Regions from separate parts of the Mus musculus genome. Here regions 1, 2, 3 and 5 are each linked to region 4. A link is a loop called in an ENCODE intact Hi-C map of the cell type or tissue named here. Cell type or tissue: heart. All regions are shown on one strand. Region 1 holds the start of Ldha (lactate dehydrogenase A). Region 2 holds the start of Saa3 (serum amyloid A 3). Region 3 holds the start of Tsg101 (tumor susceptibility gene 101). Region 4 has its middle 7.6 kb from the start of Gm32031. Region 5 overlaps Gm39012 (a long non-coding RNA gene).

The links. Peaks named below come from ENCODE experiments on the same cell type or tissue, not always from the same donor. Only the 100,000 strongest peaks of a DNase experiment are listed, where the experiment ranks them.
Region 1: a loop joins it to region 4, with 4 times the contacts of the local background. A loop is called at or near these places in 6 of 42 quality-filtered maps.
Region 2: a loop joins it to region 4, with 7 times the contacts of the local background. A loop is called at or near these places in 4 of 42 quality-filtered maps.
Region 3: it touches region 4 in a loop (2.6-fold over the local background); 5 of 42 quality-filtered maps call a loop at or near these places.
Region 5: it touches region 4 in a loop (7-fold over the local background); 34 of 42 quality-filtered maps call a loop at or near these places.

What each region holds. Positions count from the first base shown.
Region 1 is chr7:46,844,528-46,849,527 of GRCm38, reverse strand. Ldha (lactate dehydrogenase A) reads right to left here and starts at 3,724. Exons shown (of 8, transcript NM_010699.2): 1 at 3,611-3,724; 2 at 1,783-1,932; 3 at 438-555. The coding sequence starts at 1,908. In heart, a CTCF peak has its summit at 2,335; DNase peaks (open chromatin) are centred at 2,817, 2,987 and 3,717; H3K4me3 peaks cover 3,206 bases; H3K27ac peaks cover 2,953 bases.
Region 2 is chr7:46,712,749-46,717,748 of GRCm38, reverse strand. Saa3 (serum amyloid A 3) reads left to right here and starts at 2,073. Exons shown (of 4, transcript NM_011315.3): 1 at 2,073-2,102; 2 at 2,645-2,739. The coding sequence starts at 2,649. In heart, a CTCF peak has its summit at 3,036 (motif pointing left); no DNase peak of the experiment used is centred here.
Region 3 is chr7:46,917,693-46,922,692 of GRCm38, reverse strand. It overlaps Tsg101 (tumor susceptibility gene 101), which reads left to right and starts at 2,724. Exons shown (of 10, transcript NM_021884.4): 1 at 2,724-2,872. The coding sequence starts at 2,831. In heart, a CTCF peak has its summit at 2,954; a DNase peak (open chromatin) is centred at 2,722; H3K4me3 peaks cover 2,815 bases; H3K27ac peaks cover 1,718 bases.
Region 4 is chr7:47,013,695-47,018,694 of GRCm38, reverse strand. No RefSeq gene overlaps it. Among named protein-coding and RNA genes, the nearest start is that of Gm32031, 7.6 kb to the right of the region's middle. In heart, CTCF peaks have their summits at 2,703 (motif pointing right) and 4,627 (motif pointing right); DNase peaks (open chromatin) are centred at 2,804 and 3,924; H3K4me3 peaks cover 422 bases; H3K27ac peaks cover 1,536 bases.
Region 5 is chr7:46,960,479-46,965,478 of GRCm38, reverse strand. The region is part of intron 1 of Gm39012 (a long non-coding RNA gene); the gene reads right to left. Among named protein-coding and RNA genes, the nearest start is that of Uevld, 4.5 kb to the right of the region's middle. In heart, a CTCF peak has its summit at 2,068 (motif pointing left); DNase peaks (open chromatin) are centred at 2,038 and 2,398; H3K4me3 peaks cover 428 bases; H3K27ac peaks cover 1,281 bases.

The DNA of each region.
Region 1 (5,000 bases), 170 kb after region 4:
CAACCGTGGGTTCCTGGCTCACGCCAATGAAGTGTAAAAGGTCAAGCCAAGAACATCTACTGGGCAGGCCCTGGGGGCAAGTCCTCAGCTGTTTTATATGTGACACAGGGCAGCAAGGTTGGGGCTGTCACTCTGCAGTGAGAGCTTGGGCCTGGCGGGTACACGGCCCCAGGATCCATCCTAGCCTTGAAACACACTTGAAACAAATAATGTAAATTTGGAGCTTACTCATGTCCTAATTCAGAGAATTTCCATATATGTGCAAATTAGGTTTCCACTTAAAATCCTCTGCTAGCGATCAAAGCTTTGATAACGTACTGAGAACCAGTGCATAAGTAAGCCAAGGTCCTCCTGTCTTTGAAAGAGCTATAGAGATGGAGGTTCAGGCCCGAGGAGGAACTTAAGTCTGACAGCAAGAGAACCTGGCCACAACCAACCTTTGCTGGAGACAATTTTTGGTGTTTTAAGGAAGAGGCTGCCATGCTGGAGATCCATCATCTCGCCCTTGAGTTTGTCTTCCATGACGTCAACAAGGGCAAGCTCATCCGCCAAGTCCTAAAAGACAAACGGTTTAGTTAAATGGGAAAATAATTCTGATTCTTCTCATTGCTCCCCAAAAGGCCCCGTGTCGTGTCTCTCCTGCAAGCCCTCCATTGGAGCCGGGCAATGTTGGCCAGTACCAAGGCTTCAAATAGGCCTAGGCAGGAAGCTCAGAGTAGACCATTGCTTAGCATGAGACCGTGCGGTGGGGGGAAGGAAGGACTCAATTAAAGAAGCAACACTCCAAGTCAGGAATATCGATGCATGCCCTTAATGGCAGTCAAGTCTCCAAGAAGGAGAAAAACAAACAAACAAACAAACAACTACTTATAGACAGGAGCCCTGTCTTAGTTAATACCTGCAGAATAATAGTATTCTGCAAAGCTAGGTGTGATGTTGCAGACGTATAAACCAACACCCAGGAAGATTGTTCCAAGTTTAAGGCTAGTTTGGACTACATATGAATCAAGAACATTGACTTACCCTGCCTCAAAGTGTTTTCTAATTCAGTGATAAAGTTGTAACTAATTAAATTTTAGCCCTATGATTGATAAGAAAATTAGATCCGAGATGGCTTGGGGGTGTGTGTGTGAAATCAGCTCCTGCATTCGTCTGCTGAGCTGAATTTCATCTCCAGAACCCATAAGGCAAGCGAGAACCAAAAATTTACCCTCTCACATGGGTGTGCTCAGTTATTTTTCCAAAGGAAAATTATATACCCCAGGAAACAGTGGGATTTGAATAGAAGTTCAAGACAACCTATTCAGTAGGATTTTAATTTTTAATCAATATGCACATATAAATTCCAATTCAAAAATCACTTTAGATTTGGGTATATAGGTCAATGGTTACCTAGCATGTTGGAGGCCCTAGGTTCATGTAACTGAGAAAGTAGAAGAAAAGGTATATACTTTGACGCTGTTACTTTGGTGGTTTATTTTATTTTATTTTATTTTATTTTTGGAGACAGCCCTGGCTGTCCTGGAACTCACTTTGTAGACCAGGCTGGCCTCGAACTCAGAAATCCACCTGCCTCTGCCTCGCAAGTGCGAGGATTAAAGGCGCCCGGCTGTCAGTTACTTTGGATAATCCCTTTCTTGTGTATCATTATGTTGCAAAATGTTTCACAGATGACTGAGTGTGTGCAAACCTTGATAGTTTTACATACAATGTGACAATGTAGGGATGTCCTCTCCCCCACACCCCACCCATAGGCTTGGGCCATGAAGGATCTCCACTTACCTTCATTAAGATACTGATGGCACAAGCCATGCCAACAGCACCAACCCCAACAACTGTAATCTTGTTCTGGGGAGCCTGCTCTTCCTTAAGAAGATTCACAATCAGCTGGTCCTTGAGGGTTGCCATCTTGGACTTTGAATCTTTTGAGACCTAAGGGGTATACACCGTGTGTCATTGTAACCTGCCCAAGGTATACTCACCAAGTCCCTGTATTTAAAAAAAAAAAAAAAAAAACGCTGACTTTGCTACCTTTGGACTCCTTTTCCATTAAGTGACAATGTGACAAAGAACAGAAGTGGAAAACCAAGAATAGCCAGCGCCAGGGTGTGGTCTGGCTCTCACCAGGAAGGCTCTCACCTTGAAATGGAAAAATAATACCGAGGTCTCCGTGTACGTGTAGCCGCCTGAGGACTTACTCATCTTGATGAACCCCAAAAGGGGATGGTATCTCCTCTTATATGGTTAGAAAGCTGCCCTCCCGCTCTTCTCCCATCACCCAGAGCCCTACAGCAAGTAGAGCGCCAAGTTGCTCCAGGAAGTACCAAAAATCAAGAGCAGAGGGCGCCAATAACGGCCACAAGGTGCGACCCCAAGGCATAGCAACGTGCTTAAGCCTGCGCACGCGCAAGCTTCCTTCCTAACCCCCCCACCCCCGCAAGAACCCAAGTTGTATGACCAGCCCAGATCCAGAAGACTGGCAGGCGGGGGAAGGCAGTGCGCGTGCGCAATTTCAGAATCAGGTGTCATATATATAGGTCTAGCGACTGCTGGCCATGGATGAGACCTCTGGCAGGCAGTTCGGCGTCAAAGTTTGGCCCTTACTAGAGCCCAAAGCACAAGCGCGGTGAAGTGGAGCTGGCAGCCACCTTAGCCTGGTGCCAGAGTGAGATCTCAAATGCCACTAACAGGATTAGGGCCTTCACCCACCAGGGCGGGGCCTCATTACCCAGGATGTGGCCGCTAAGGGAAATTTCTTCAGTTCCAAAATGGGGATACAATTGCGGAGGGCCTGAGGCCTGGAGCCCACTCCCACCCCCGCGATGGCCACCTTTCCCAGCAAGCACCATGTCTATTTTTGAAATCGTTCCAAAGTGCAAAAGGACTGGACAAGATCTCTGGGCAAGCAGCCTAGGGCCATCAAGCAGGAATCCGGTCTCCTTACAACCGCTGCTATTTCTAGACAGCCTTGTGAGGTCTCTGCTGACTGGGGGCAGGGCGTGGGGCTCTTCCCTCAGAGAATCTACTTCACGCAAACCTCAAGTCTGTGCTCTATTAGGACAGGGTGCCTCTACTTCCCACCTACGACCCGATGGGTGTCGCAGGCCTCTCAGCTACAGGTTTCCTCCTTCCGTCTAGGGTGCAGAGGAAGGACTGCGACTCTTCCCGCTTCCTCTCCGCACGCAGCGCGCTTAGCACGATCCCCAGTCACACCAGGAGCGAGCCTCTTAACAAAATGCGTTTAGGGCAAGAGCGCCCTATAATCTGCAGGAAACAACCACTCCACCGAGCCCACGCAAAGGAAAATGCAAACCGCACGGCTGCTCCGAAGCACCCGCCCCGGACGTGCCAAGGCTTTTTCGGCCCCCATGGGCTCGAGTTACGGGAGCTCAAGTTTCGCACCGCTCCCTCGCCCCCGTTCGGTGGCTCCCAACCTTCAGGCCAGCCACCCCTTAGTCCTCTTTACACGGGTCTCGCCGCCCCAGGCTGGGTGGGGCCGCCTGCTCAGTTCCCCAAAGCACAGTAGCCCACGCGTGCCCAAATCTGAACACCCTGCACCTCCACCCCGGATAGGGACCCCCTGTGCCGGCAGCGTGGGGCCCAACCGTACCGCTAGTGCACGATGGGGGGGCGACTGGCGAGGAGAAGCAGCGTGGCCCGAGCTCGGCGACAGTGGCTCCAGCACGCAGAGCAGCACGCGGGCGGGGCCTTAAATGGAAGCTCCGCGCTGACGTCAGAGTGGGAGCCCAGCGGACGTGCGGGAACCCACGTGTAGGCTGGGCCGGGGGCGGGCGTCCAGCCGGGCTAGGCGCCACCGAGACCGGGGCGGCGCGCGCAGCACGATGTCCCTGCAAGAGTGGCTCCACGTGTGCTGCGACACCCCAAAGAAAGGCCAACCCGACATGCTCCTCAGCCTCAGAAGCAGGAGCCCGAAATGCATCGATCCTCCGCCTCCTTCACCGGAAAACTTGTGAGACTCAGAAAAAACCCTGGTCACTTTCTTCATTGCTGTTCCCGGCGCCGGGAACAACTCCTGGCAAGCAACAGGCCTTCAGTAAATATTGTGTGAAAGCACATGCCAGCACCGTGCCGGTCTATCCGCCATAGCAGCCTATCAGATGGGCCTTTCTCCTGCCCCACTTCCATCTCCCAAACCATGGGGGGAGGGGGGTGCGGCTCAGCTTCTGATGGCTTGCCAGCTTACATCCATATCTGCCCTCTCCCATGCCATCCCGCAGGCATTTGTGTTTAGCCTTACCAAGGAGTATCAGGGCCCTTGCTTGTTTTCACACACCCCCTCTGCCTTTAAACGTCTTTCTAGAGGTCTCATTAAGCTGTGAGGCCAGTTCCTGTTCCTCTCCCAGCTCCCGATCAACCGTATGTGAATCTTAAGGTACTCCACCACTGATAGGATGTGAAATGGAGTTTGCAACTGCTTTGATTTCCTTAGTGATGGGAAGAACTGTGACTTTCAACCCTGCTCACCCATCTCCCCGGAAGGGATGTGTTCACTGCAGATTAAGGTCTATTACAGTCTTGAGCAAGATTTGAACAAGCTGGTTGCAGGGTGCTGGATATGCAGGGATCATGTGAGAGGGAATGAAGCTCACAGCCCCCCCTTATTTTCGCTTGTCTGTATCCCTTGTGATCTCTTTTATAACAAACAACAGGCTAGGAGTGTGGCCAGGACAGGGACACTTGTCTTGCATACACCAAGGCCTGAGTCCCTCAGCAGAGCGCAAATTTAAAAAAATTAAAAAGTCAAACAGTTGGACCTGGAGAGATGGCTCTGCCATTAATATCACAAAAGCTTGTAACTCCAGATCCAGAGGTTCCAATACCCTCTTGACCTTCATAGAGTCTCTCTCCCCCTATATATAGTTAAAATTATTTTTTTAAAAAAGTCAGAACAAGAGAAATGAAATTTAACTTTTTAAAAGAAAAAAGTGAAGGTGAGTTCTAAGAGACACCAGAGCAAGTAGCAAGCAAGAGGAAGAGGA
Region 2 (5,000 bases), 300 kb after region 4:
GTGCACTTCAGATTTCACGAAGAATCAATAAAAAGCTTAAAAGAATTCTCAACGGATTAGTTAAACCATTGTTAGTAAAGAAAAAGTCCATGCAAATTGCTTTTCTTAATGTGTAGGAAAAATACTCACTTGCCTTCTATCAAAGAAGGGGGTTGGGGCTGGAGAGATGGGTCAGCAGTTAAAAGCACTCGCTGGTCTACCAGAGGACCTGGGTTTAATTCCCAGTACTCATGGTAGCTCACAACTATCTATAACTCCAGTTCCAGGGGCGCTGACATCATTTTCTGACCTCTACAGGCACCAGGCATTCATGTGGGTCACATGCATCCATTTGGGCAAAATACACATAAAATAAAGCCAGGTTAAAAAGGGACGAGAGGGAGGGGGGAGACGGGGAGGAGGAGGGGGAGAAAGGGGAAGGAGGAAGGGGAAGGGGGGATGAGAGGGGTTTGAAAAAGTAGATACTTGGGAGGTGAGTTTTGAGTCTAAAGTGGCTGAGGAAGTCAATACATAATCCCGGAACCAAATGTTTATGCCTAGGAAGTCAGAACAAAGGAGGCGGCAGGTTTCACACACAGTTCTCTGTGAAGCACTTCCCCAAAGAGGTTTGCAACCAGGGCTTGTGGGAAGTTGTAGCTGCTTACTGCTAGGACAACGTGAGCCAAGCCAGCCACGGAAGAATCTTTTTCCTAAGCCAAAGGCAGCTTGGGCAGTGTCTTGGCTGAGGACCAAGGGACGAAAATCTTTGAACAGTTTTTTTTCCCTTTCAGTCACAGAGCTCAAAATAACCAAAATAAAGGCCAAATCTAGGAAGAGGCATTTTTTTCTTTTCAAGGCTTTAATGTATGACAACAATTCTCTAACATGGTGTCCACGCTTGGTCTGCTCCATCCTGCGTCACATGTATCAATGTCTGCCACAGCACCATAGCATCCTCTGGCCTGTAGTATGACTGAAAGTTCTACACGCTCATTTTTCTAGGCTGTTACTTCTTCTTCTCGGGTATTATTCACCACCTTCCAGCTTACGAGGTTTATCTACATCAACTTGTATCTCCAACGAGATAGCCACAGTTCTCTTCTTGGTAGCAAACAACTTGGGGAACACCCCTGAGCTATTGCCTCCTGGGTGGGCTCTTTTTAGCCCCTCTGCTTTCCTCTGCTTCCAGCCCAGGGCTCTTAGAGCAGGAGGCCAAATGTGATACCTTCACCACACCTACCACGTCGCAGCTATACCGTCCTTCTTTCTCTAGGGAACTCAATACATTTAATTTTTCTTTTGCGTAAAGGGGTGGGGATAGTAAAGGAGAGAAGACCATGGTCTGAATGGCTTTCTTATAAGATAAACTCCCACGGCAAAACCTAGAGCTGCTTTTCTGGCTCTAGCAGCTGTTTCCTGATGTCATTTCCCAGCATTCCTGTGTCTCCTCTTGCCACTTTCTGCCTGAATCCATTGTTAGGATAATTTAGCATCCAGGGAGCCTTCCTCATCTTTATGGTGTGTTATTTCTTTGTGACTTTGAAGCAAATTGTTTTATTGTTTAGTGTCCCTGGTTAATCAAAGTCTCTAGATTTCGTCTGCTCCCTGACCTTCCATAGCAATATGGAGTATACTGGAGTCTGGAGATCTTCCGCAGCGTTGGGTGCTAAATGCCAGCTTCTGCCTCCCATCCTCCTGTTCCCTAAGGCTCCAGCTTAAACCTGAACTGAGCTTTGAAAGGGCATTAGCTTAGCCTTTGGATTGGATCCCATGATTTATCACACATTCATATTTTTCTTTCTAATATTGCTCCCCCCCCCCAAGAAACTGGATATAAAGCATTTGTCTTGATTATTTCCAACCAGGATGGCGAAGACTTCAGAAAGTCCTAACTGGCCACATTTCTGGAAATGCCTAGATGGCGCAATCTGGGGAAAGAAGATGTACATGAAGGAAAAGTTATCTTCTGAAAGAGAAATTATGGGTAAGTGGGATTATGCAAGATCAAACAGGGATTGCTCCATTAGTGGAGTGACAGTATATATAGATATCCTCGGCCACATCTCCTCAGCAAAGGACAGAAGCCACTCACCTGGGGTCCCAGAAGGAGCTCGCAGCACGAGGTGAGTTGCCAGAACTTTCCAGCATTTCCTCTTTGCAGATTCTTTTCCCCGCCAGCATTTGCTTGTTGTGTTTAATGTTCTATCTCTATCCTGAATCCACTAGATGGTTAGAATTCACTGGATATTATGCTTTCTGCATGGAACTTGTAGTGTGCTTCTGTGTGAATTCAGGGAAGGGTGCAATAGCCTTCTACAGATAGAATGCAGGGAGCTATGTTGGTTAGAAAGCCCCCACATAGCCCTCTGGAAACTTCCTTTACAGTTGGGTTTCAGCTGGCATGATTGGAGTGCAATGTGCTTTATATTAATGGTCCATTTGCAAACCCTTAGATAGTGGGATTCTAATGAAATACAAGGAAATGGAGAACTAGAGAGTTCCCTGAAATCCCCTTACCTATAATCTTTGTTTGTATGTGTGTGGGTTTATGTATGAAATCCAGTGGGGTTTGTTACCAGTGTGCAAGGATAGATAGCTCAGCACTGCAGAAGCATCCTCCACCCCACGAAATGGCATGCTCATCTTTGTTTTCCTGGCCCTATAGCAGGATGAAGCCTTCCATTGCCATCATTCTTTGCATCTTGATCCTGGGAGTTGACAGCCAAAGATGGGTCCAGTTCATGAAAGAAGCTGGTCAAGGTAGGCTTCAAGGATGGGGGCTGGAGGTTGTATTTCTGAGTTTTAAGAATTTACTTGAGCAGGGACCACATAATCAAGGGCAAACATGCTTGTAAAATCCCCATAGAGTGGCGGTGTAGCTCTTCCTGAGAAGTTTGTAGCTTTTTTGCTCAGTGTTGACCTTTTTCTGTGAGGATCCCAAATCTCAGATCCTGTAATGTTTGTACAGCAGTCTTTCCACGGGAATGTAGGTGAAATCTGTAGGTCAAAGATGTAGACTCCCCAATAGAAGTGGGGAAGAGGCCTCTACTGCCCCCTTGTGGAGAGTGATGAGCAGTTCACGTCTATATCTGGTTCCAGGGAAGGTGCGGAGGGGGAAAACCGGGGCAGCAGGTGACAACCCACAGAGACAGCAAACAAGGCTAATTAAGTTTGCCACACAGAGTGGGCATTGTCCAAGGAGCATAATGTATGGAAATGAATTCCATACATTAAAATTAATCTTGTGGCGTAGGTGTCACTACTACCCTTTAAGGAAACCAATGTACAAAGAGCATACGTAAGCTATCTTACTTAGAAAACCCCTGGAAGAGCAGAATTTAGCCCAGGTTAGCCACTATACAGCTCTGAGCACACACTTACTTATTTACCTGAGAAGGAATAGATCATGGCACGGGTGGAAGGCAGCTCCACCGTCAACAGGAGACAGTGACTTACTTACCTGGGACATAGGTCTATTATTGAGGCTGAGACATAGACAAGAAACTGTCATCAAGGGAAATATAGCCCACCAGCCATAAGACAACAAAAGACAGTCAGTCAGTCAGACTCTTTCTTTCTTTCTTTCTTTCTCTCTCTCTCTCTCTCTCTCTCTCTCTCTCTCTCTCTCTTTCTTTCTTTCTTTCTTTCTTTCTGATAGAATTTCTCTGTGTAACCGAGCCCTGGCTGTCCTGGACTCACCTTGTAGACCAGGGTGGCCTCCCATTCACAGAGATCCATCTGCCTCTGCCTCCTGAGTGCTGGGATTAAAGGTGTGTGCCACCACAACTCAGCCTCACAATGAAAGTTAAGAGAACCTAGGCTTCCCCTTTCTCCCTAACTCACTACCTTTGATATTTCCCATTTATCATTAGCTGGATCTGATTCCTTCAGTGTGCAGCTCACTCTCCTGGTCCTTAGTTTAGATCTTCCTTCTGTTTGTGGCACCGTCCTGAGGAGCAGGGGGGCGGGGCGGTAGTAAATGAGCAGAGGGGGCAGGGGGCGGGGCGATAATAAATGAGCATTTTCCACGGACTTCCTCGTGCGTTTCCCTCAGCTTTTCTGCATAAGCACCATGGTGGATAGCACTCTTCCCTGTTCCTGGAGAGGAGGTAGGGGTTTTAAACCTAGTGTGTCCATTGCCACCAGAGTGTCAATCATCCTGCTTGTGGCAGTCTGTGGCAGAGACGTTCCCCTTGTTACCTCTGAAGGAGTGCTGAGAACTGCTTGGGGGAAATAGATCCTGGACATCCAGGTGGACTCAGAACAGAGCTGCGCTCACTCTCTCTGCCTGGAGAGCAGTTTCTCCCATTGCTTTGTGCTAGGCAAGAACTGTGGCTGCGGTGGTAACTGTAGCGTTTGGGAGGCCGAGGCAGAAGGATTGTGAGTTTCAGGCCATCCAGGGATACACAGAGACATAGGCTGTCTCTAAAGGAAAAGAGAACACAAGAGAAAGGAAAGGATCGGAAGCAGAGGGAGGGGAAAGGAGGAAGGGAAGCGATCTCATTTCACACCTTAGAAGTTCCCCTGGACCATTTCAGAGAGAGCTTCTTATGGTGACCGTTGTCATATGATGACGCACTCCCTAGAGATCACCTCTCCTCTTCTTACACGCTTTTTGAACAGCCAAAGACAAACAGCATGAAAAAACCAAAACAAAAAACAAAAACAAACCAAAAAGCTGGGCAGTGGTGGCGCATGCCTTTAATCCTAGCACTTGGGAGGCAGAGGCAGGCGGATTTCTGAGTTCGAGGCCAGCCTGGTCTACAGAGTGAGTTCCAGGACAGCCAGGGCTACAGAGAAACTCTGTCTTGAAAAAACCAAAACAAAAAAACAAAAACAAAGACAAACAGCAACAGAGCTAAGATGGGAGTCCATTGGGATAAAACCCGCTCCAATGTACTTCTTTGGGCAGTAAGAACTATTTATTTCAAGCTAGCAACATTTCTGTGGGTTTTGGGAAAAGCTGGGATGAGTTGGATAGACGTCGTAGCCCTCTGTTTTACCTCAACACAACCACCGCC
Region 3 (5,000 bases), 96 kb after region 4:
TACATGTGTAGAGATGCTCTAGTTAAAGGGACTTCTCAGTAAGCTGTAGCTTTAAGAAAAGTTTAAAATGAGTGCTTCTCAGTTATGTTTAAAGACATCGTGGGAGCCGGGCAGTGGTGGTGCACGCCTTTAATCCCAGCACTTGGGAGGCAGAGGCAGGTGGATTTCTGAGTTCGAGGCCAGCCTGGTCTACAAAATGAGTTCCAGGACAGCCAAGACTATACAGAGAAACCCTGTCTCAAAAAACCAGAAAAAAAAAGAGGGAGACATAAGGCATTCAGTGCCCTCCATCACTCATCCTGTTGGCAACAAGCCAGAGAAATTTACTGTACGGACTACCATCGCATTTTCACACTCCATTTAACCATAGAAACTAAATTCCAGGTCCCAGGCCCCAGGGAAGCTAAAGATTTCTCAACAGCTGAACAGCTTTTGTTGTAAGGAAACAGTTGTCTAAGTCCAGACATCTCAAGGACAACTTCTCCATCTTTCGGACAGGGTCAAACTAAGTTCATGTTCCCAGGCCCAGGGACCAACTTTGATCCTAATTGACGGAAACTCCCTTGCTCAACCCATTGTGTCAAAATATGATTGGACAATGCTATAGCCCACCCCACTCCCCCTTGCTTTATGGTTTCATCCTTTAAATAAGCTGTTCAACATCTCTTCAGTGTCCACTCCCAAGTATGCTCTGCTGCCCTGACAAAAAAGTAAATTTTTGTCATCTGCACTGACCTAGCATTTGAGTTAAGTTGAATTTAAGAGGACCCCACAACAGTCTCCTCCTGAGCCTGGGGCTTACCTCTTTGTGAGGCCGGAAGTCAGCAAGCCCCAGCCATCCTTCTTCACCCCTCTTGAAGCTGGTAGTATAGATGTTGCTACAGTCATGGGTGGGAATACCCTGTGAAACCTGAAGTCTGGCCTTCAGACTTGTAGAACAAGTGCTTTTAACCCCTTAAGCCCTCTCCCCAGGGCCAAGACGTGATTTTAAACTGAAACAGTGGGTAGTAGGCTAGACTGGAGTTTGACTGGAGCTAAAGTTACTCAAGGCTGATGTTCCCTTTTAAGATAGAGTATGCTGACACCTGCCACGCACTTTCCCTTAGGCCGTCCGTGACCTTGGATTTAGAAAGGAATTGATTATATACTAAGATCACCCAGATGTATTCTCTTTCACTGCTGTCTATACTAGGCTTTATACTTTAGATGATTGTATTTATAAAATGTATTAAGAGGGCTGGTGAGATGGCTCAGCGGGGAAAAGCTCCGACTGCTCTTCCGAAGGTCCTGAGTTCAAATCCCAGCAACCACATGGTGGCTCACAACCATCTGTAATGAGATCTGACGCCCTCTTCTGGAGTGTCTGAAGACAGCTACAGTGTACTTAGACATAATAATAAATAAATCTTTTTTAAAAAATAAAAAGTAATAAGAATTGATGGTTAATATGTCGCTTTTTATTTTAAAGATTATTTTACCAGCATGAGTGTTTTGCCTGCACTGGATGTGTGTGTACCATCTGCATTCCTGGTGCCCATGGAGGCTATCAGGAGTCCCTGTAACTGAGAACCTAACCCTAACCCTCTGCAAGGGCAACAAGTACTCTTTACTGCTGAGCTATCCCTTCAGCCCCTCTAACAAGCATTTATTGGAAATAGAAACTCAATTGAGATTGAGTATCACCTCTTGTATTCTACAAGGCAATTAAGATCTGAAAATTGGGCTGGTGATGAGGCCAGCCTGTCTCCATTTTTAGGCTTGAAAGCCATCAGCATCGTTCCTGTTTATGATTAAATCTGTTTCTCAAGGGTTTGGGCTATGCCCCACCTGTAACCTTATCTTCAAATGTTTCTATACGGCACCCAATGCCTTTGTTTCAAAAGGTTATTATGACCACCTGTCCTTATAACCACCTGTCATGGTCACTTTGTCATGAGTACCTTGTTAAGACCCCCTTGCAACCACGTCTTTGTTTCACAAGATGTGTTATGGCCATTTTGTTCTGTTCCTGTAACCCGCCTATGTACCTGCCAAATCACCCATTTGGAAACTCCCTACCCCTGAGCTATAAGACCAATTTTCTAGCCTATGTCCAAAGCTGACTTCCTGTACACAAATTAAAAGGTTTTAATTAATTGCTTGCTTTAATTAATTTGGCTATGATGATTTGGGTCCATGATCTTGCTCCTTGCCTTTTTGGGATTAACACTGGAGAGGCTTCAAACTCAGAAGTTTGAAGGGGTAAATTCTTTATAATCTGAAAAGAAGCCTGCCCTCAAGCAAGGCAGACTGCGGCCTGTCTAATCTTTATGTGGGCACACTGGAATTGTTAGGGGAAAGTATCCAGAGGAGAAAATTACCGCATAGCTTCCTAACGGGGGAAAAAAAATCTCCTTTGCCCTTGCGAACTTGACATGAAGGGCTTTCGAGCGTTTAAACTGCAGTAACAAAAACGGATGTGATAATCAGAGGTGCCTCGGGCGCAGTCACCTAAAAGTGTCTAGAGTGTCCACGAGCTAGTTCTGTGAGCGACGCGAGCCCAGGACCTTCCGAGCCGCAGCGGGTGGCAAGGCTCGCGAGAGGGCCGGGACTTCGGGACCGCGAAAGGCTTGCAAACAACCGCACCACGGGCACCCGTGGACCGGACCTGATCTCTCGCCCGACTTCGCACCGCAGACCAGCGGCCCCGGAAGTGACGCGCGGGAAGCGGAAGCACAACGTGCCGGCTTCCTGCTTCGCAGGGGCGGGGCGGCGGCGGCGGCGATTGTCTGGCGGCCTGGGGCGGCCCCGTGGCGCCTACCCTCTGCCTGTGGGGACGGAGGAGCGCGCCATGGCGGTGTCCGAGAGTCAGCTGAAGAAGATGATGTCCAAGGTGAGCCCGCGCCCTACGGGGCGGCCCCGCGGGCTGGGCTAGGCCGCCTTCCCTCTGCGGAGCGGCCCTTCCCGCCTTCGCCTCCATAAACAAAAGCGGGGTCGTGCCTGGCGCGGCCGCTGCTGTCTGCCCGGCGCTGCTGACGGTCCCCGCCGGCCGGAGCCCGGCCCTGCTCAGAACCAGTCCCCGCGCGCCTCTCCCCGGCCCAACCCGGCACATCCCACCGGAGCTCGGGAACTCTTGGTGCAATTGGTTCGCTGAAGTAGAGCAGCCAGAAAATCGAGCTTGGCAGCCCTTCCCCGCTCCAGAGAACTCTGCAGTTGCATTCCATTGTTTGCATTAACTGTGATTAACGCAGTTGTTTGCTTGTTTACTTTGAGTTGAACTTAAAAATTCTTACTGCTTGACTGGTTGTGGGTTTTTTTTTTTTCCTCTCACTTTTTAAAAGGCCTTTTGGATATTTTGCACATTAGCTACTTAGTACTTAATACTGCGCATCGGACTCCAGAATGCCTTGCTTTTTGTAATTTACCAAATTTAATTGGAATGAAATTTATGTAACGTAGTTGAGCCCTAACTCCTTTAGTCATTGAAGTTGACTTTGATGCTCTTATCAGAGCAATAATAGAGATCGTGGGGTTAAGAAGTTTCTAGTTTACAAGGAAACACGAATACGCTGGGCGTGGTGGCACAGGCCTTTAATTCCAGCGCTCTGTAGGCAGTTGACGACAGATCAGGACAGATTGTGAGTTCCAGACCAGCCAGGGATACACAGTGAGACCGCATTTCAAAACATAAAATTTTTCTTTTCTTTTTTTCTTCTTTTTTTATTCTTTGTAAAACTAGATCTTTTTTAGTAAAGTCATTTCCCTGAGTCCTTGAAGACCAAACCTCTTGTCTCTTGGTTGTCTAACCATTTAATCTTTTAGGCTTCCTTTTTTTTTTTTTTTTTTTCCCTGTAGTTATCTGTAATGACACAGGGGTCTGGGGGAATGTACGAGGTCCCGGTAAAGGTCGATATAGTACTGTTTTACCTTCAAATCATTTGTTTTTCAAAGCCTCAATTAAGCTTTTAGAAGATGTAGCCCATTAACTTCATCTGATTGGGGATCTCTGTCCTTATCAAGACATTCTGGCTCACCCAGAGAGAGAGACAGACAGTTTTGGTGTTTTAACCTCGCTTCAGATCATTTTTCTCCTTTGAACATCATCTTATCTCCCATCCTAAGCAGACTTTTTTAGCACCATTTTTGGTTGTGATTTTTACCAATTAAGTATATTTCTACAGTTAGTCTATCGTTCTTTATGCAAATAACTCTCTACTTTGTTCATACCAGTAACCTGTTTTTTACATACAATGTTTTACAATAGAAGATGAGTCACTACTAACTGGGGAGGAGAAAGTGGTCATAATAAAAGTTGTTATTGAGTTTGAACTGGTGCCATACATGTTTATGGGTTGGGAGGCAAAGGGAGGTATATCTCTTGAGTTTGAGGCCAGCTTGGTCTTCATAGTGAGACCCTGTCTCCAAAACACAAGCTGCTATTGTTCCATAAATTGTAGGGATCTGACAGTGGGATCAACCAGACTAAAACCTGTACTTCTGAGCTTGATTACGTGGAAGCCACTATCAAAGTCATGGCAATAGCATTGGGAAGTTGACAACAGCTTTGGAAAGTAAAGCGAGAAGAGATGGTGGTGGCAGTGACAGTGCTGAGGCTGTGGCTTTCTTTTGCATGGTAAGGGGAGGGCTTTGTGAGAAGTCTATTTGACCAGAAACCTGAGCATAGAAGGAAATGAGCTCTGGAACAGTCTGGGGTAAGGACAGTTCTAGGAAGAAGGAAAAACAAGCGCAGAGGCTTGAAGCAGAAGTTCACCAGCAAAAGGCTGGTAGCGAGACTGACTGAGCTACAGGAAGTAGTGCTGTTTGACATTGAGCTTTAGTGATGTGAGAGATTTTGAAGGGCCTTGTAGGCCAGTGTAAGGATTTTGGAATTTGATTGGATTGTGCTAAGAAACAATTAAGTTTTTGTTTTTTCAGTTATGTGTATGGAGCCAGATATAGTGGCACACATCTTTAATAACGGATCTCTGTGAGTTTTCAGGCCGGCCAGGTCTGCATATTGA
Region 4 (5,000 bases):
TGATAGCATGGCAGAAGCCAACCAGACCGACTCATTAAAATGAATATTTGCAAGAAAAGTTGTTTAGGCAAAAGAGTGTACCGTCAAGACACAACTCAGCTTCAATGGCAAGATTTGTTTGTTTGTTGTTGGGGTGTTTTGTTTTGTTTTGTTTTTGTTGGGTTTTTGTTTTATTTTTGTTTTTTGGTATTTGGGTTTTGGGGGGGTTGTGTTTTGGTTTGGTTTGGTTTGGTTGGGTTGGGTTTTCTTGTTTTGTTTTTGTTGGGTTTTTTGTGGGTTTTTTATTTACTTATCTATTTGTTTTTTGGTGAGAGGTTACAAGGGCAGAGAGTAAATACGGAGGGGCAGGGAAATGAGTGGGATTGATGTGCATGGCGTGAAATTCACAAAGAAGCAATAAAAAAAGGAAAAAAGCATGTCTTGCATGTCTTTTACATACATGCATACCTTAGTTAACTGAATCCGCTTGCAGTAGCTAACCATGTAAGTCAACTCTCCCTTTTGGCCAGTAGAAAGTAGACTGGGGGTGTAGCTAGACACTTGCCTAACATGTTGATTCAATCCTCAACACCACAAAATAAACAAGTAAGCAAATAAAAACCACAAGGCCTGGGGGTATGGTGGCATAGCCTGGATAGCTCAGGGTGAGGGGCTAAGGCCCACAAGACTTTCTGAGAGAGGGAGTTGGGAGGAAGGCAACAAACCAGTCTAAGTCTTTTATTGTCTCCTTTCGTCAGTTCATCCTCCCTGTGTTTTTGTTGGAGGTTGCGTGTGTGGTAACCCCGTGATTCTGAGGGCCTGGTGCACACTGGGTTGTTAGTGTAGTATCCCCCGTACTAGGGACAAGTGCTAGACCTTGAAGCTCTTTGCAGACCCAGGCTCTGTTGAAGAGTCTTTTCTTTTCTTTTCTTTTCTTTTCTTTTCTTTTCTTTTTTAGATGTATTTATTTATTGTATGAGAGTACACTGTTGCTGTCTTCAGACACACCAGAAGAGGGCATCAGATCCCATTACAGATGGTTATGAGCCGCCATGTGGTTGCTGGGAATTGAACTCAGGACCTCAGGAAGAGCAGTCAGTGCTCTTAACCGCTGAGCCATCCCTCCAGCCCTGAAGATACTTTTCCAAAAAGGACTTTATGTATATGAGTGTTTGGCCAGTGTGTAAGCGCTCTGTGCATGCCTGGTGCTCCCAGAGGTCAGAAGAGGGCAACAGAGCCCATGAAACTGTCATCACAGATGGTTATACGCCACCACGTGGGCTCTGGGAACTGAAACGGGCTCCTCTACAAGAGCAGCAAGTGCTCTTAGCCAATAAGCTCTCTCTCCGGTCCCGCTTGGAGATGTTTTTATCCCTACACCCTTCTTTTCTTCTGTCCTTTTTCACTTCACAAAAACAGTTATGAGCCCTTAGAAGCCAGGTGAGGTGTGTGGTATTTGCCTGTAAGCCAATACTAGGGAGGTAGAATCAGGAGGGTCAGGAGTTCAAGGTTACCCAAAGTCAACCTTTGTCACACAGTGAGTTAAAGACTAGGAGGGTCTCTACACGAGACCCTTTCTTTAAAAAAAGAAAGGAAGGAAGGAAGGAAGGAAGAAAGAAAAGAAAAGAAATAAAATAAAATTTAAAAAAGCCAACACTCCTAAAATTCCTCCAGAATAATGGATATAGATCTGTCACTTTCTCTTAGTTTTTGTACTGCTGTTTTGTTAGGGGTGTTGTGTTTTCTTTTTCAGAGTCTCACAGTGTCTCTCAGGCTGGCCTGAACCAGGCTAATTTTAACTCATAGAGATTCATCTGTCTCGGAGGCCTGGGATCACAGGTGTGACCTGCTGATTGATACATTTTAAAGTGTCTGCCCCAGCACCTCACAGAATGAGTGTTCAGTAGTCTTGATTGGTCCTATCGCTGTGAGAATACCTAGGTTCTTTCACTATCATTTTGAGGATGTCCAGGTCATTTCTAGTTCTTTTTTTTTTTTAAGATTTATTTATTTATTTATTTATCACATGTAAGTACACTGTAGCTGTCTTCAGACACTCCAGGAAGAGGGAGTCAGATCTCATTACGGGTGGTTGTGAGCCACCATGTGGTTGCTGGGATTTGAACTTCGGACCTTCGGAAAAGCAGTCCGGTGCTCTTACCCCACTGAGCCATCTCACCAGCCCTATTTCTAGTTCTTAGCCATGACGAGTAATTCTGTGGTATTGTCCTGGTTAGTTTTGTGTCAACTTGACACAGGCTGGAGTTATCACAGAGAAAGGAGCTTCAGTTGAGGAAATGCCTCCACGAGATCCAACTATAAAGCATTTTCTCAATTAGTGATCAAGGGGGAAAGGCCCCTTGTGGGTGGGACCATCCCTGGGCTGGTAGTCTTGGGTTCTATAAGAGAGCAGGCTGAGCAAGCCAGGGGAAGCAAACCAGTAAGAAGCCATGCATCATGGCCTCTGCATCAGCTCCTGCTTCCTGACCTGCTTGAGTTCCAGTCCTGACATCTTTTGGTGATCAACAGCAATATGGAAAGTGTAAGCTGAATAAACCCTTTCCTCCCCAACTGCTTCTTGGTCATGATGTTTGTGCAGGAATAGAAACCCTGACTAAGACAGTTACCAATTTATTGTCTCAGCTCCAAATTTACCCTTTTTGACTGCTCCATGGAAAACAGTTCTAGGCCCTTTAAATATTTTTCCTTTGCAGTGATGGAGTTCTGTCATTAGAGGGCAGCAGAGAAACATGGAAAGAACAGGTACTCTATGTCCTAGAGCCTCTGTGCGCCCCGCCCCGTCCCCCAACCCTGGACAGGCTCCATTCTTGCCTCTGGGGCCCCAGGCTCCTGCTGTGTGAGACTGTGTGCTGAGCCAGCTTCAGGCTCCTCCCACTCTCACCCTCTGGCAGCCCTGCAGGAACTACGATAAGACGGCCCCCAGCACCCTAGGAGGCAGACAGCAAGTTTCACCAGGCAGATTTCCAGCAAGTTCCACAGATCTGTTACCCAGTGACCCATAATCCCATCATCTGCAAGAAGGTCTGAATCTCAACTGTAGAGACAGGGAATTCTTTCCTGGATGTTATTTCAGAGAGCTGGTGGTGAGCTTCTGTGGACATGTTGGAGACTTCCATCACTGGGCCAGCAGACAGGACTGTCTGTGGGACTCTCTGACTACACCTTAGCCAGGGAGCCACAGGTCCCAACGAGAGACCCTCTCTCAAAAGCCAAGTTGTAGCACATGAGGGACCCATGGACACATGAGAGGGAACTTTCAAGAACTCTTCTTACTAAGCAATCCCTCATTACTCAAAGCCCATATACTACATAATTCTTTCACATTAAACTACCTCGCTCCAATATCAAAAGTTGAGTGGGTCACCGTGAATGTTCCTGCCCTCCTGAGAGCATCCAAGTTATTTCCAGGGTTTTGCTGAAACACCGAAGCCTGCAGTAAATATTGTACACACATCCTTGTGTGCTACTGGGTTTTATGTCAGTGGAGTGTCCTCCGTTTCAATGGCTGCTGCACGGGTATCAAAACTTCAACTGCTTCACAATAAACTAAAAAAGTGTCCACAGACCGTGACCTGCCCCGCCCATCTTCCTTGCCTTATGCTTAGTCAATCTTCTTGCCTTTTAGTTGAGGTGGGAAAACATTGTGTCACTTCCTGGCCTCTGGCCCTTTAGTTTAACGAAAATATCTTAGTTGTCTTTCTTCTTCTCCCCCTCCCCCTCCCCCCCCCCCCGCCCCCTTCTCCTCCTCCTTCTCCTTCTTTTTATTTATTTTTTTTTATGTTTATTTTATTTTTGAGGCAGGGTATCATTATGGAGCCCTGGCTGGCCTCAAAGGCCAGCAGAGCCGTCTGCCTCTCACTTGACCCTTATGAGCAGTTACTTTTCTAGACTTCCTCTTTTATGAGTCATTTGGGTCAGGTCCCACAATGACCTCACTTAGCATTAAGAGGCCTGTCTCCAAGAACATTCATGCCGGAGATTAGACTCTTTTGGAGGGGGCATGGGAAGAACACAGTCAGAAGGACCTTACTTAACATGTGTACAAACAAGCAGTATACATGTAATTTCTTTTTTGTTTGTATGATTGTTTTGAGACAGTCTCATCTGTAGCCCAGGCTGGCCCTAATTTTATTTTATTTTTTTAAATCCTCCTGCCTCAGCTTTAAAACTGCTAATACGATTAATCAGGTGTAGTGGTACATGCCTTTAATTAATTTAATTAACTAATTAATTTAATTCCAGCACTCAGGGGGTGGGGGGACGGTGGAGTTCCAAGCCAGCCTGGTCTTCCAGGATAGCCAGGGCTACACTGAGACCCTGTCTGGGGGGCCTGAGGAGTGCTAGGCTTTCAGGCTCTATCAGAAGCCCGTATCTTAATATATAAGCCACAGACACAAAATTATAGTTATAAATAAACATATTTGTATATATAAGGGGGGGGGGCGCCTGGAGCACACTGGGTTATTTGTAGTACTCCCAATTAAACCTCGGGCCTGGTGCACCCTGGGCGAGTGCTACTTATTCATTTCTTGTATAACTGTATACTTGTATACCAAGAAAGGAGTATAACTTCTTGTTATACAAGTAATGACTTGTATATTTCTTTTTTTTAATTTTTTAATTTTTTTATTTAATGTATGTAAGTACACTGTTGCTGTCTTCAGACACACCAGAAGAGGGCATCAGATCTCATTACAGATCGCTGTAAGACATCATGTGCTTGCTGGGAATTGAACTCTTAACCACCAAGCCATCTCTCCAGCCCCTACTTGTATATTTCTTAAATAAGAGCGTTCTTAACTGACCTGTAAGGAAAAGCCCTTGTTCTACCCCCAAAGGGCAGATCAGCTTGAGAAGAGGATGACTGAACTCCTGACCCTCTGCTTCCCCTTCAAAGCCTTGAGACTACAGGTGGGTCACTCATCCCATCACTGTACTTTGAGACAGGGTCTTGCGCTTTCTGGGCTGACCTCCACTGGAAGCCTTCAGCTAGGCAAGCT
Region 5 (5,000 bases), 53 kb after region 4:
TGATACTTTTCAATAGAAAATGCACTGGTCAAATCTACCATGCTTCCTTGTCTCTCTGGCTTTTTCCAAAACCAAGAGTCCAGTGTCTTTGCAGAGGCCAAAGAAACTGGATCCTGGGCAGTGGTAGCTCAGGCCTTTATTCCCAGCACCTGAGAGGCAGAGGCAGCTCTGTCTCTGTGAGTTTGAAGTCAGCTTGGTCTATGGAGCAAGTTCCAGCACAGCCAGGGCTACACCGAGAAACTCTTTCTCGAAAAAAAATTAAGGAGAAGGAAAAAGAGAGACACAGAGATACAGAGAGATTTAGAGACAGACAAGGAAAGAGAATGAGAGAGGGACAGAGACAGTCAGAAATAGCGTGTCAATACAAGCAAGCAGGATAAAATGTCCCCTGAGAACACAAGGTTTCCCAGAGGAAACAGATTAAATATGCATTTAGGGCATCATGAAATACAAATGAGTACAGTAAAGGCTCACTCAAGGGGTCTTGGCCTCTAATCATGACATATACTGGGTAGTCAATGAGAAATGCGTTCAACCTCAGTCGTACAGTGAGTTTGAGATCACCAGAACATAAAAAAATACCTGAAGCTGGGGTAATGGCACCTTGTCATCAACCCTGAGTTTTATGTACAAAGCCCACATTGTGAAAAGGCAGAACCAGTTTCTACGTGTTCTTTTCTAATATCCACACGTGGGCTCTGGTAAGATAATAGCCAAATTCATACACACAATAAGGTATGTCATAACAATTTTTCAACCTATTTCCCGTTTTTTTCTTTTTTCTTTTCCCCACAAAGTATTGTGGTTTATTCCCAGGACCTCAAACAAATGTCAACAAAGAGTCTTACAGTGAACCTCACCAGGTCTCATTTTGTTGAATCTGCATTTGCTTTGTGCTTAATCCTAACCCTCTGTAGATGGCAAGAAATCTTCTGTAACACAGATTTTTGCAAACAAGTAAGAACCTAGTCAAGACCATGTAAACTGTCTAAATAGTCCTATAACCCCCAAGGAAATAAAAGCAATCACTAAAAGTCTCCTAACTGAAAAGAAAATCTAAGGGCCAGATGGTTTTAGCACGGAGTACAGAGTTCTACCAGATTTTCAAGGAAGGGCTAATACCAATACTCCTCAAAGTATATCGCACAAAATACAAACAAAAGGAAGATTGCTAAACTCGTCCTATGAGGCAACAGTCGCCCCGATACCTAAACCACAGAACGACTCAAAAGAGAGTTTCAGACCAACTTCTCTCACTCAGCAAAATACTCCCGAGAGACCAAGCCTTTTAGGTTCAGATTCCATCTTAGAGGACCTGATCTAAGGTTGAACTCAAGCTAACTAACAGGCCAGTACCAAACATCAGTTTCCAGATTATTCCCCAACAAATCTGCACCTCCAGATTATAAGCTGACCCTGCCTAACAACCGTGTCAGGAGGGAAACAGAAGCTTAAGTTTATGGCTTGGCTCCCAGCACCAGCCAACTATGTTAAAGAGCATTATGTCCCCCAGTGAGATGCGTACCAGGCTAGATACCCCCTTCCTGCCTCTATAAATGTTTGCCTGAAACTGGCCTCAGGCACCCCTTCCCATTCTCCTGTGTCAGAGACAGTGTGTGGGACCCTAATGTGATTGCATCAGATTCAGTTCCTCGGTGATCTTTTGGGGGTTCATGAATGTTTCCTGGCACATTTTGGTGCATTGGCCAGGAACTCCAAGGCCTCCAGGACCCCCGGGGAAGAGTCTCAATACCTATAATATCTGTCTGAGTCTGTGAGTCTGTCCATGTGTTTATGTATGCCTTTGTCTGTTCATAAACTCTGAGTGGTGCCACATCTGTAATTCTGTTCTGGGGGAAAAAAAAAAAAAAAAAAAAGTCTTAAATCTGCCTTTGTGGCCAAAAGCGGTTAAAGCAGGCGTGCTAGGGGGCCATGGCCACATGGGACCAGAGGACATTCTGAGTCCCTGTCTGGGGTGGGCGTGGGCTCAGAGAGCCACCATCTGGTTACTTTTGTTTCTATCTGAGAGGAGGGGATGAGTTTCTTGTATATGAGCGCCACCTTCTGGTTGTTTTCAGGTAGCGTGTTGAAGTGCAGAGTCCCTGGAATTTTTCTCGTGTTTTGTCTTTGTTGCCTATGCTAAGGGGCAACTTTCTGACAGACGTTTAACATGGGATAGATGCCTTCAACTTCACTATGTTAAAACTAGGGGACAAAATCTTTCTGTCACCATGAGGAAAACTTTTTCTCCCCAGACACCAGGCAGCACCACCACCTTATTCAACCCCTCAGGCAAACAGCAGCTCTGTCCCAGGCAGCCCCACAGCATGCTGGGGAGGGGAGACCTGCTGCAGGAACACAAAGCCTCTGGGGCGGGGTTGAGGGCTGCCTTCTGAGCCTGAGTCCGCTGTCCTACCTTTGCAAACAGCAGGGCCAGTTGGTGATCAAGGAAACCAACCCCACCCATCACTTTTGGCCCTTTGCCACTAGTGACCTTATAACTGAAGAACTCAGAATTCCCCCTTTTCAGTAATTAATCTACTGGAAACAGTCCTCTTTACCCATCAGCCCACTTGGGATGACTGCCAGTAGCTTTTGCAGGAGAGAGAGAGAGAGAGAGAGAGAGAGAGAGAGAGCAGGAACCAGGGGAACTCACTAGCAACCAGGCATCTATTGAGGCTGGCTTTCCCTTAAACCCACCCAGATTGGGACTTCAACACCACTAAAGGTAAAGAGGGACTCTAAGTCTTACCTCCAGTCTCTGTTGGCAGGTCTCAAAGGGGCTGTAAGACAGCCCACCAATTTGGCCAAAGATAAATAAGATATTAGAGACAGAAAGTTCTGCAGCTTTCTTAGAGAGTGTCATAGAGACATTCCAAAGTGAAAGCTGCAGTAGCTCTAGCTTTTATCAACCAGGGAGAATCAGATATTAAAAACAAGCAAACAAACAAACATCCAGAGAGTTGAGAGGTTAAGAGAAAGAATCTGAGAGACTTAATGATAATGCCAGGAGGAAAAATGTTTAATAAAAGATTAAGTGTGGGGCTGGAGAGATGGCTCAGCAGTTAAGAGTACTGACTGCAAGAGACTCCAGGACCTGGCAAAGATCCTGTTGGCAGCCATGGCCAAACCAGAGTACTGAAACAAATGACTTCAGAAACCAACCTGCTTACTCAGGCCTTGGTGCCAGCTAGTGGCCTCCCTGTGTAAGAGATGTCTGAAACAAATGACTTCTAGAAAAAGAGGTAAGGGGGGCCACCCTAAAAATAAAAAATGCCCCCACTTGAAAAAGAAAAAGATGCCCAGGGTAACCCTAAAACTAGAGGGGAACCCACCAGCTTCCTTATAATTAACAGAGCTCAACACTCTATCTTGCTAAAACCTGAAGATAAAGTCTCTTCAACAGCTTATAAATGACTTCATGGTAGCAACAGGAACAAAAAATGCCTAGAGGAGTCCCAGACCTCTTGGAGGCCCAGGGATATTTGGACCATCCATCCTCCACTAAGAAGGCCCTACTATGCCAACCACAGGTGACCTCCCTAGATCCAGGGGGAAATATATTAAGAGAAGGTCAGAAGTGGCTCTCTGAAACCAGAAAGAAATTTCTACACAAGCTTTGGGGTTGCCTGAAGTGACTAAGCCCTTCCATCTCTTCATGAACGAGAGATCTGGGATCCGAAAGGGGTATTGACTCAGACTCTGGCCCTGGCACAAGCCAGTGGCCTACCTGTCACAGAAATGAGACCCAGGAACAACTGTTTGCAAATCATCACAAATGGCCCTCCTGGTCAAAGATGCTAACAAACTGTCACTGGGGCAAAGCCTGTCCATCACCAATGCCAAAATGACACATTACCAGTCTCTCCTCTTAAATGCCCCCAGGATAACCTTTCTGGCCCCTGCTGCCCCAAGCTCAGCTACCCTGCTGGCTGACCTGGACCTCAAGGGGCCTCTGCATGACTGCTCAGACATTTTGGCCCACATCCACAGGACCAGACGAGATCTTCAGGATTTCCCCCTTGACGGATGCAGAGGTAACATGGTTCGCCAAATGCAACAGCTTCATTCAGGATGGACAGAGGTATGCTGGGTCAGTGTGGTCTCAAACACACACACAAGTTGCTTATCATAGAGCTAAGCTCAGTACTGATAGAATTTGCCCTGAGCCTCAGAGCTAGGTCAGTTCATTCCTCTGTTGGATAGAAGCCATCCCACAAAATACTAACAACAGATAAGGTCGCTGAGCCCATGGAAAAGTGAGACACAACTGAACCAAGAACAAGGAAATACCAAACAGGTTCCTGTTGGCTAAGACCAGCTGCCCCGGCTGCTTTGTCAGTCATTGCTGGTTATAGCCTTCCTTTTTCCAAGTGTACCCATCTTACATACAACCTTCACAGGGAAGTTAGTCACTGAAACGTGTCTGCTTCTGATAGCACTAGTCCAGAGTGAGCCCTTTCTTCCTTAGAGCTTCCTCCAGGTGTCCAAATCCTCAAACACTTCAGACACCGTCTCCCTGAGCTGTACTGCTGTCCCTCCCTGTAAGGAGCAGGAGACCTAGTTTCTTCCTTTCTTTTTGTTAAATATTATTTTATGTATGTTAGTACACTGCAGCTGTCTTCAGACACACCAGAAGAGGGCACTGGATCCCATTACAGGTGGTTAGGAGCCACCATGTAGTTGCTGGGAATTGAACTCAGGACTTCTGGAAGAGCAGTCTGTGCTCTTAACTGCCGAGCCATCTCTCTCTCCAGCCCAAAGCCTAGTTTCTTAAGTACAGCTATGTTCCAGCCTCTGGCAGGAAGGTCTTCATAAACCAGAGTCCTAGGAGAAAGCCCCATAGTACAGTGTCCTGACCTCACTCCTTCGGGATTGTCTTGAAGGCAGCTGAAACACCCTGCCTGGCAGCTGGCAGTACAGGTCTGCCACAGAGCTGGGGACCTGATTTCCATCCCCAGCATCCAAAACATTTCTCAGACTAGCCCTAGAGTTTCTGT